3 separate regions of the Mus musculus genome follow, and all the other regions are linked to region 1. A link is a contact called in ENCODE Hi-C data. All regions are on one chromosome and are shown on one strand. The core of a region is the stretch at or near the end of the contact, and the rest is flanking DNA. Distances in the headings are between cores, read along the strand shown.

Region 1 (2,824 bases), core at 42-2,541:
GACCCTCGAAACACCAAAGAGGAAACAATACCTTATTCCTCAACTTCCTACTCCTCCCCGGGAGCTTAAGATGCTATACAATACACCTTCAGCCTTCTCCCACCCACGGCTTGGAGGACTCTCTTGCATAGAAGCAATTAAATTGCCCGTTCTCCTGGCAACCTGTCGACTAACCTGGCTATTTCACTGACTCAATGAGATTTTAGAGGCATAAGCGCCTCCGCGGTCAAATTTTGCTGTTTTCTGACAAGGGGGAGGGGCTGATGGCGGTGCTGAATCTGAAATACTGATTATACACAAGGTGAGTCACCGCTTAGTTTCAGTTTCTCCAGTTGTTCATTTAATAGAAGGAACAAGCCCTATCAAAACGTATTCGCCGGATTTTTAAAGCCTGCGTATTCCTTTTGTGGTACTCGGCGGAATGTCAGAAGTGTAACAACCATCATTTAATCGTAGAACACCAACACTACAGGAATAATATTTTTAACGCAGCTACCAAATATTCTACCTCTGAAGCGTCTGGTCATTACATGCGTTCCCTTCCTGATTTCCTAGAGGTTCAGGCCTAAGATTCCCAAAGGGTTTAGAAGCCCTGGAGTGGCGGCCTGGAGGGTGAAGACCAACCAGGAGCATCGAGCCTTGCGCACATCCAAGGGACCAGCGGACGGAGGGAGCGCGAGCCCGCTCAGCGCGCGTGCTCCGGGGCCTGATGGCTCTGCGTTCTGCGCACTTCGCGAGGGACCAGTCAGGGAGATGCTTTCGCAGCGCCCTTTACAAACAGGGACCCCGAGGCTCCCAGGACGGACCCGCTCCGAGCGCCCCGCGCGCGGCCCGTGCGAGCCAGGCCGGACTCACCTTGGCGCTGTGCACCGCCTCCTGCGCGCCGCGGAGTTGCAGCCAGATACGCGCGGGCAGCGGCTCCTCCGCCCCGAGGGCGCCGAGCACGGCCAAGCCCACCCCGAACAGAGCCTCGATGCGCCCGCGGCTCCGCTCCAGCAGCGCCGCCTTCTCCGCGGGCGCCGTGAACTCATCCAGCACCACCCGGGCCGCCATGGCGGGCGCGGCCTCCCGGGGCGCCGGGGGCCAGCGGCGGCGACGCCCCCTCAGCGTGCCGCCGCTGCACCGAGCCGCTCAGGAGGCGTGGGCCGTGCCGGCCTCCTCGCCCGCCCGCAGGCCCCGCTACACCATCACGACACGGCCGCCGCAGCTTAGCAACTGCGGGCAGAGACTCCCCGCCACCCCGCTGCCCCGCTGCCCCGCTGCCCCGCCACGGCCGCCGCCGCCGCCGCCACAGCCGCCACGCATGCGCTCAGCCCGCCGCCGTTGTGGAAACTCGCCGCCCCGTCGCGAAGGGTGCGTTGGTAGGCTGAGGGCAACGGAAGTCGACGCCACACGCTGTCACCATGTTGACCGTGGGCAAGCGTCGGCAGGCGAGGCCTGGGCGGCCATATTTGATAAGGGCCTGATGCCTTTGGGCATCTAGTAGAAGGATTTTACATTGATAGGCAAATGGTGATTCTTTTCCTTCTTTTTACTTCCTTCCTTTCCCCTTTTTACTTACTTCAGAAAAAAAAGAAAAATCGTAACAGGAAAAGAAAATGGGACAACCAGTAAAGAATTAAAAGGCCAAATTGCTGGTCTAGTGTCAATTACTGTCATCCCACTGGGGTGGGAGAATGAGGTAGGCAGATAGTCATTTGCTGAAGGCAAGCCTGAGCTACATAATTCCAAACCAGTTTGAGCTATAAAGTGAAACCTTGTCTCAAAAACCAAACAAGAGCTGTTTCGGTGGAGTGCTTATTGGGTATCATAAGGACTGGGAGTTTGATTTGGCTATCATCACTCCAGGAAAGAGAACAGATCTTCAACCCCAGCTCCAGCTGAGACCTGAGGGCTTGCTGGCTTGCAGCTTAGCTAACAAAAGGCAAAAGGGGAGCCACAGATCCAGGGAGAAACTCAATCTTAAAGGAGTAGATGACATTGTAGAGGAGATCACCCAAAGGCCCCTCTGGCCTCTGCTTAGAGAGAGAGGTGCTTACCATCACACACTTATGCCCATACATTCCACACAAGTATATGCATAACTCTAAAATAAATCTATTTTTTAAAAAGTTGGGCATGGTGTCATAAGCCTAAAATTGTGGTAGCACTTAGATAGTTGAGACCAGAGTCAATCAAACAAAAAACCAAATACCTTCTTCTAATGGCGTGGCCAAGTGAGCAGTTTCTTTACTGTACCTCTGGCATACAGGAAAGGGGAAAGGCAATTTCAGTAGAGTTATGTGTGTTATGTGAGGGGCAAAAATAATAGGGATCATACTGTGGGACTAGGGCAAATAAACCAAACCCTTCTTCTGGCCTGTGTTTCTGTTAAGTCAAAGGCATCACTTGATTCCAATGCTTCCCAGATGTAAGCTTTCTTCTTCTTTTTAATTATTTATTCACTTTATGTATATGAGTACACTGTAGCTGTCTTTGGACACACCAGAAGAGGGCATTGAATCCCACTACAGATGGTTGTGAGCCACCGTGTGGTTGCTGGGAGTTGAACTCAGGACCTCTGGAAGAGCAGTCAATGCTTTATAAACCACCAAACTATCTCTCCAGCCTGACATAAGTTTTCTTGAATCCTTAAAAACAAATTGTGAAAGATAAAGTATTGGTTTCTGTAGCTGGTTTTTGCTACTTTATGGGTTCTTCTTTCTCCCACACTTTATCCCCCTACCCCAGTTTCACTCCCTATCACGAGGTAGGAGAGAAAGAAGGGTAGAGGAGAGAGAGGGAGAGAGATTTCTGAACCTAATTTCTTCCCTTTTGTTCCTTC
Region 2 (3,098 bases), core at 292-2,791, about 36 Mb after region 1:
GAAGCAGATCTTGCTCTCAGTGGCATTGTGTCCTAGCTGGGCTATGTCCAGGAGACAAAAGCAAACTATGCCCTATGTGCCTATCCTGACGGATTCAGGATGGGGAGGATGGTTATGCAGGGTCTGCAGAGCTATGCTGCTACCCTGAGCACACTGGAGGAGAGTAGACCAGGCAGTCTTATGGGATTAGGGAGTTCCTGTGCCCCACATAAACATACTTCACTGGGGTGATGTACACCATTCACCCCAGCATGATTCAGGACAAGGAAAAGCTTTGTCCCCCAAGGACCACCCGCCTAAGAATAAAGCCAGATTCTCAGCACACACCCCATTTCACCCCCCCCCCCCCAGCATTCCTCCCATGGCCTCAGAAACACGTTCAAGCAAGTGCAGAGAGATTACAAGAAGTCTGTGTGAACCTGACCAAGGTACAGGGGGAGAGGGGGGCTGCTTGTACCCAGGATACCCTGTGCTTCTGAGGCTATTAGAAAGAGGAACAACCAGCCAAGGAGGCTAGTGAGGGGCTTCATACAGCTGGTACTGACTCAAGCCAGAAAGGCAGCCCTACAGCTTATACCAGTCACAGGTGACAGAGAGGGCCCGGGTGTCTACAGTGCCGAGAAGGGGACTGAGGCACTATGGGTGGCAGGAAGCCCTGGTGTTGGATTGTCCAGGCTCCTTGTCCCAGTCTGTCTCTCACCTGACTTGGGAAATGTTACCAAGAGGATGTCTGTGTCCTGGAACTGGAAGGAGCAAGCCGCTTTCAGGGACTCTGGGGTGTGTATGAATCCTGGGAAGCGGACGCCATCGAAGATTTCAGTGGTGTTCATGCGCTCAGTCATGCTGGTGCTGTGCGGAACAGGGCTGGAGGTGAGGAAGTCTGTTACCGAGGGCCCAAGCTCTTTCCAGTAGATACAGGCCAGTCTGCCATTCCATCATGAAAGTGTTGAGATAGGTCCACACCCAGTGGCTACTGTTATTGCTCTCAGGCATCATTGCAGGACCATCTTAGAACCTTGGACAGACTTGTCTGTCGTCTGGCCCAAGAAAGGTCCCAACCCCATCAGAGGATATAGACCTCTGTGCTATGGCCTTGGAATGACAGTGGCATCTGTCTGGCCTTGAGAGTGTGGCTGGTTGCTTGCAGAATTCTGCCCTAGCCACCAGCTCTTGGCCATCTGTATGCAGGGCTACACCTCGAAAGTGTGTGGTTGTGATGGATCATGAACATCCTTGCGGACTTGAGAGCTGCTTGTCTCGGCCCCAAAGCATAGTGGGATCGGTATCTAAAGGCCCCATCTAGAGAGCAAGCAGCTCCCACCCACAGCCCCCCTCCAGTCTTGCTCTACAGCTGCCCAGACTGGGCTGACAGGAATGTTTCTACTGAATCCTGGAGCAGCCTCCGACAGAAGCCCCACCTCCCCTGTTTCCTCGGGATCCCCTACTTACCACAAAGTCCTTCTTCCAGTGGTACCTGGCTGTGCGCACGCAGCCCAGACCTAGGAAATGTGGCTCAGGCTCTACTTGGGCACCTCCAAAGAGGCTCCACCCTAGCGTTGCAGGGCCCTGGGGCAGAAGACTGCAGGGTGCCCCGCCCCCAACCAGACCCATTTGGGGGAGGGGCTGGGAAGAGCGCCCCCATAGGCAAGCAATAAGCGGATAATCTTCGGGACAAAACCTATTTTTCAAGCAGACTAAGGTGCTCAAAAAATAAGTTTAACAGTGTCTGGGAATGACACAATTTTCCTGTTTCAACAATGCTCCCCTGTGGAGCACTGGCCAGGAAGGGCCAGGAAGGGGCCAGGAAGGGGCCAGGAAGAGGCAGTGCACCGTCCCTTTCTTGTATTCTGACAACAGAAGGCAGCTTTCTCTACCACCCTAGGACCCACCATGCAGTTTATATAATTTTGACATTTGTGGTAAGATACAGTACAAAGCAACCAGCTCTGACAGAGTACATCCGTGAAGACTTTTCCATCTCCCGCCACCTCCAGCTGCCAACCACCAGATTCCCTTGTCTCATGTTCTCATTAGGCAGCTGCCAGCCAGCATGAAAATGTCTCTCTGCCTACAGGGCCACTTACAACCAGAGTCCAGGGGATTTGTATACAACACAACAAAACTTCTTCCATTTGCTTAGGAGATTTGTGTTCTTCTGTTTGGTTGGTTTGGGCTTCTGGTTTGTTTTTGATCCATTCTGCTGCAGGGGAGTACCCAAGGGTCCTCATCCTCTTTGTCTTATAGGTAGGAAACGGTGTGTGTATCAACACACACCCACAGAGCACACACTGACCCGGTGTCTGTTTGTCCTTGGCTGTCCTTTAAAGTGTAACTCTGGTCCTGATTCCTCTTCTCAGACCTTGCCCGGGAGAAATCAGCACACGCAACCCACAGAGACTACAGCCAAGTTCTCCAAAGGCTCAGCTAAATTGATTTCACTAATTCACACACCATGTGACTACCACAGTCACGACTGGGACATATAAAACAGTTCAGGCCTCCTTCTTACCATAAACCCGTGTCCTCCCCCGATAAGTTACTCAAGCCTGTCATCACCTCTTGTTTCCCTTGTTGTTGAAGGCCACACGATGCACAGCCTTGTGTCTGGGTTTGTTCCCTGCTCCTTGTGTTGCTTACGACATTCATCCATGTCATTGTGTGTATGGACAGTTCTTCCACGCGGCTGTGTTGTGTTGAATAGGTAAGTGTTCACCTGCTCACCGTATGTTTACGGACATCAGGGCTGTTTCTAGTTGTGATAGATTTCTTTTTTGTTTGTTTGTTTTTTTGTTTTTTGAAGACAGGGTTTCTCTGTATAGTCCTACAGGCTGTCCTGGAACTCACTTTGTAGACCAGGCTGTCCTCGAACTCAGAAATCCGCCTGCCTCTGCTTCCCAAGTGCTGGGATTAAAGGCGTGTGCCACCACCACCCGGCTGTGATAGCTTTCTTGAAGTGTGATTCATATAGAAGAGCTGAAGATGGGGCTCAGTCGGAAGAGTGCTTACCTGGCGTTCGGGAACCCTGGATTCAGTCTCCGCCATTGCACATACAAGGTGGCATACATGCCAATGCACATACATGGTGGCATATGTGCCAT
Region 3 (2,700 bases), core at 195-2,694, about 36 Mb after region 1:
TTCCCAGAGGAGATGGGAACCTAAGACTTGTCCTGGTGTCATTTGCCGGGGACCATTTATGAGGGGCTCCTGATTTAGCAACTTGCTAAGATGTTTCCTCTCCAGGGACTTTCAGAAGGATTAGTGAGCTTTCCCGGGTATGAGTATTAACATGCCGAGTGCCCTGCATCCTGTGCCTTCCCAGCATCTCACTGTGTGAGGAGACTGAGCCTCCAGGCAGAACCTGACAACCCCTAAATGAGCTAAGGATTCGGGAGTCATCTGGGGACCCTGCGTGTAGCCAGAGTTAGCAGGGATCTCAAAGCTACGCAAATGTGTGATGTACCCATTTGCTGGGTCGTTATCCTGAGCCCTCAGCTCCCCCAGGACACAGGCCTTGCTAGCCACGCCTCCCTAGTCCTGGTCCACCCTTGGACCCACAAGAGTATGGTCTCCTAATAGTGGCAGCCTGCACTGGGTGGCTAAGGGAGAGTTAATTGGCTCCAAGGGGAGAATTAGGGTATGGTTTGTCCCTGTCTGTCTGTCCTTGTCTGTCTGGCCCTGTCTGTCTGTGTCCCACTCTCTCACCTATAGATTGGCCCCCCAGTCTGGCTCTCCGGCTTTTTCACTGTCTTTGTCCTCTCCTAAAACCTGGGATCTCAATGTCTATGACATCACTGGCTAAATAGGTTGTCGTCGTCCATACACAGGATGACTGAAGCTCTGAGAGGGAGCAGTCCACACACAGTTACACAGCCAGGCCTAAGGGTGGGCCAGAGCAGGGGCAGAGGGCCCTGTGTGCTCCTTCCTATTGTGCCCTTCCCTGACGACCGACCTGGCCTTTCCTTCTGTCTTACCACCGGGACCACCCTGCTGTCTGCTTCCACAGAATCTTAAAGCCACAGAGAAGCCCTGCCTCCCGCTTACAGAGAGGCACCAGACCCTCCCACAGTTTCGAAAGGCCTGTTGTTCTGCCAGAGAACATTCCAATCTGAGGTTGCTGTTGTTTCTCCTTATGGTGAGGATGGAGAGAGATCAACCCTCCTTGTTGGAACAATGGATCCAAGGGCTCCCAGGGGTGGGCCTAACAGTGCTGGCTCATTCCTGGGTTGGGGAACTGGCTGTCCCAACTGGGAAGCACGGGTCATTTTCACTTCAGTAATGAGGGGAGTGATAAGGGGACCGGTCAGAAGACGGAGGAAAATATGTGACTCCAGATCCCAAGGCCACCTCAGGATATTGAGCTCAGCAGAATAAACTCAAGAGTGTGTACATACTTTGAGACCACAGCCCAAACTCCTCTTGTGGCTCCCTAACTCTGTTAGCCTGGTAAATGTTAACTCATTCGACCTCTGCGCTGGAGAGCTCAGGTTACTGGCTATGGCCCCAAAGGCCTATCATTCCCCAGACGGCTGACCCAGAGACCCGGACCCCACCGGATGCTCTGCGTTACTGAGGGCTTGCGTGCCTTTCGGAGACGAGGAACAGCTGACATGTGTGATACATTAGTCCTGTCTGCTCTCCTTGGCACTCTGTGGAGCCCCGGGGAGTTTCCCTTTTAAAGAGGTGGCCCTTCAAAGCTGGAGGACTCAGGAGCAGGCTGTCCCGTCTCTCTGGGTGTCAGCCACAGGACTGAAGCCACATTGGCACCCCTGACCCGCGTGTGCTCGTGGTGAGTGTTGGGGTGCTGGGAAGTAGCAGTGGGTGGAGGCCAAGCCGTAATGAGGGACAGAAAGCCCTTTCCACTCCTGGGTAGAAAAGATCCTGAGAGCAGAGGAAACTTACGGATAGACCGCAAACAGGACCTCAATGTGGAGGATGTCGTCGTCGAGCAACACCTTGAAGGGAGAGGCTCTGTGAGGCGAGGGTGTTCAGATGATAGACACGGAGGGGCAGGCAGAAAAAAAGTGTTCCCTCTGGATGCCCAGTCTGGTGTGGGGGAGGGTGAAGATGAAGCTAAAAGCGGGACCCTGTTTTAATGCAGGCAGGGCATTGAAAGCTGGGGTGATAAATGAGAAAGATGACCCTGTGGGGTAGAAAACTAGGAGCTATGTGGGACTCATAGGCAGGGTGAGGGGAGATATGAAGAAGTCACACCTGGGGATGGACTGGAGGTGTCAGAAGGAAGAACTACTCTTCAGGTGGCCTGCAACGTCATATGGCACAGCCCCTGAGGAGCTAGGCTTTGGGGACAGAGGTCAGGGTGAAGGTTTGGCTGTTGGTCCTGAAAATCTAGAGGTCTGAGGGATCTCTGTGCAGATGTCAGCCTGGTATACAGTTGGGAGACAGACTGGTCTGCTGAGCCACTGGTGACCCAGTGACGTCCCCCTGGGGAAAAGGCATACGGATAGATGATGGGCAAGCTACTGCTCCATATAGCCTCGCCAGAAGCCCTCGCTGGGGGCTCTAGTTTCGAGACCCCACAAGTAGTCATATGAAACTGAAGGCAGCATTGTAGACACCCAAGAAGGCATAGAACTGGGTGGTACCCGAGTGGCTGGGCGCATCCACCCCCGGGCCACCGGTAAGTGTGGCAGGGGCCATATGGAGAGTGTATGTCCTGACAGATGATAGGCCTATGTGGACACATGTGTCTACAGTTGTCTGGGCATCTGAGTATCTGCTTAATATGTGTGGAAAAGTCCACATATGGATTCCAAAGCACATCCATGTGTTTGGAGCTCTTTGTTTGGGAATGCCCAAGTGTTTCTGTCCGTGGTG

What was found. Hi-C counts contacts between places; a loop is a spot of excess contacts on that map.
Region 2: a loop to region 1 is called in a map of T-helper 17 cell, with 67 times the contacts of the local background. The contact joins the promoter of Sult5a1 here to the promoter of N4bp1 in region 1. A Hi-C loop is called at or near these places in 3 of 37 maps with a recorded cell type or tissue (T-helper 1 cell, T-helper 17 cell and regulatory T cell).
Region 3: a loop to region 1 is called in a map of T-helper 17 cell, with 62 times the contacts of the local background. The contact joins the promoter of Dpep1 here to the promoter of N4bp1 in region 1. A Hi-C loop is called at or near these places in 2 of 37 maps with a recorded cell type or tissue (T-helper 1 cell and T-helper 17 cell).

What each region holds. Positions count from the first base shown.
Region 1 is chr8:86,883,967-86,886,790 of GRCm38, forward strand. N4bp1 (NEDD4 binding protein 1) reads right to left here and starts at 1,292. Exons shown (of 7, transcript NM_030563.2): 1 at 856-1,292. The coding sequence starts at 1,053.
Region 2 is chr8:123,156,739-123,159,836 of GRCm38, forward strand. Sult5a1 (sulfotransferase family 5A, member 1) reads right to left here and starts at 1,542. Exons shown (of 7, transcript NM_020564.3): 1 at 1,450-1,542; 2 at 701-849. The coding sequence starts at 842.
Region 3 is chr8:123,184,791-123,187,490 of GRCm38, forward strand. Dpep1 (dipeptidase 1) reads left to right here and starts at 1,445. Exons shown (of 11, transcript NM_007876.2): 1 at 1,445-1,651.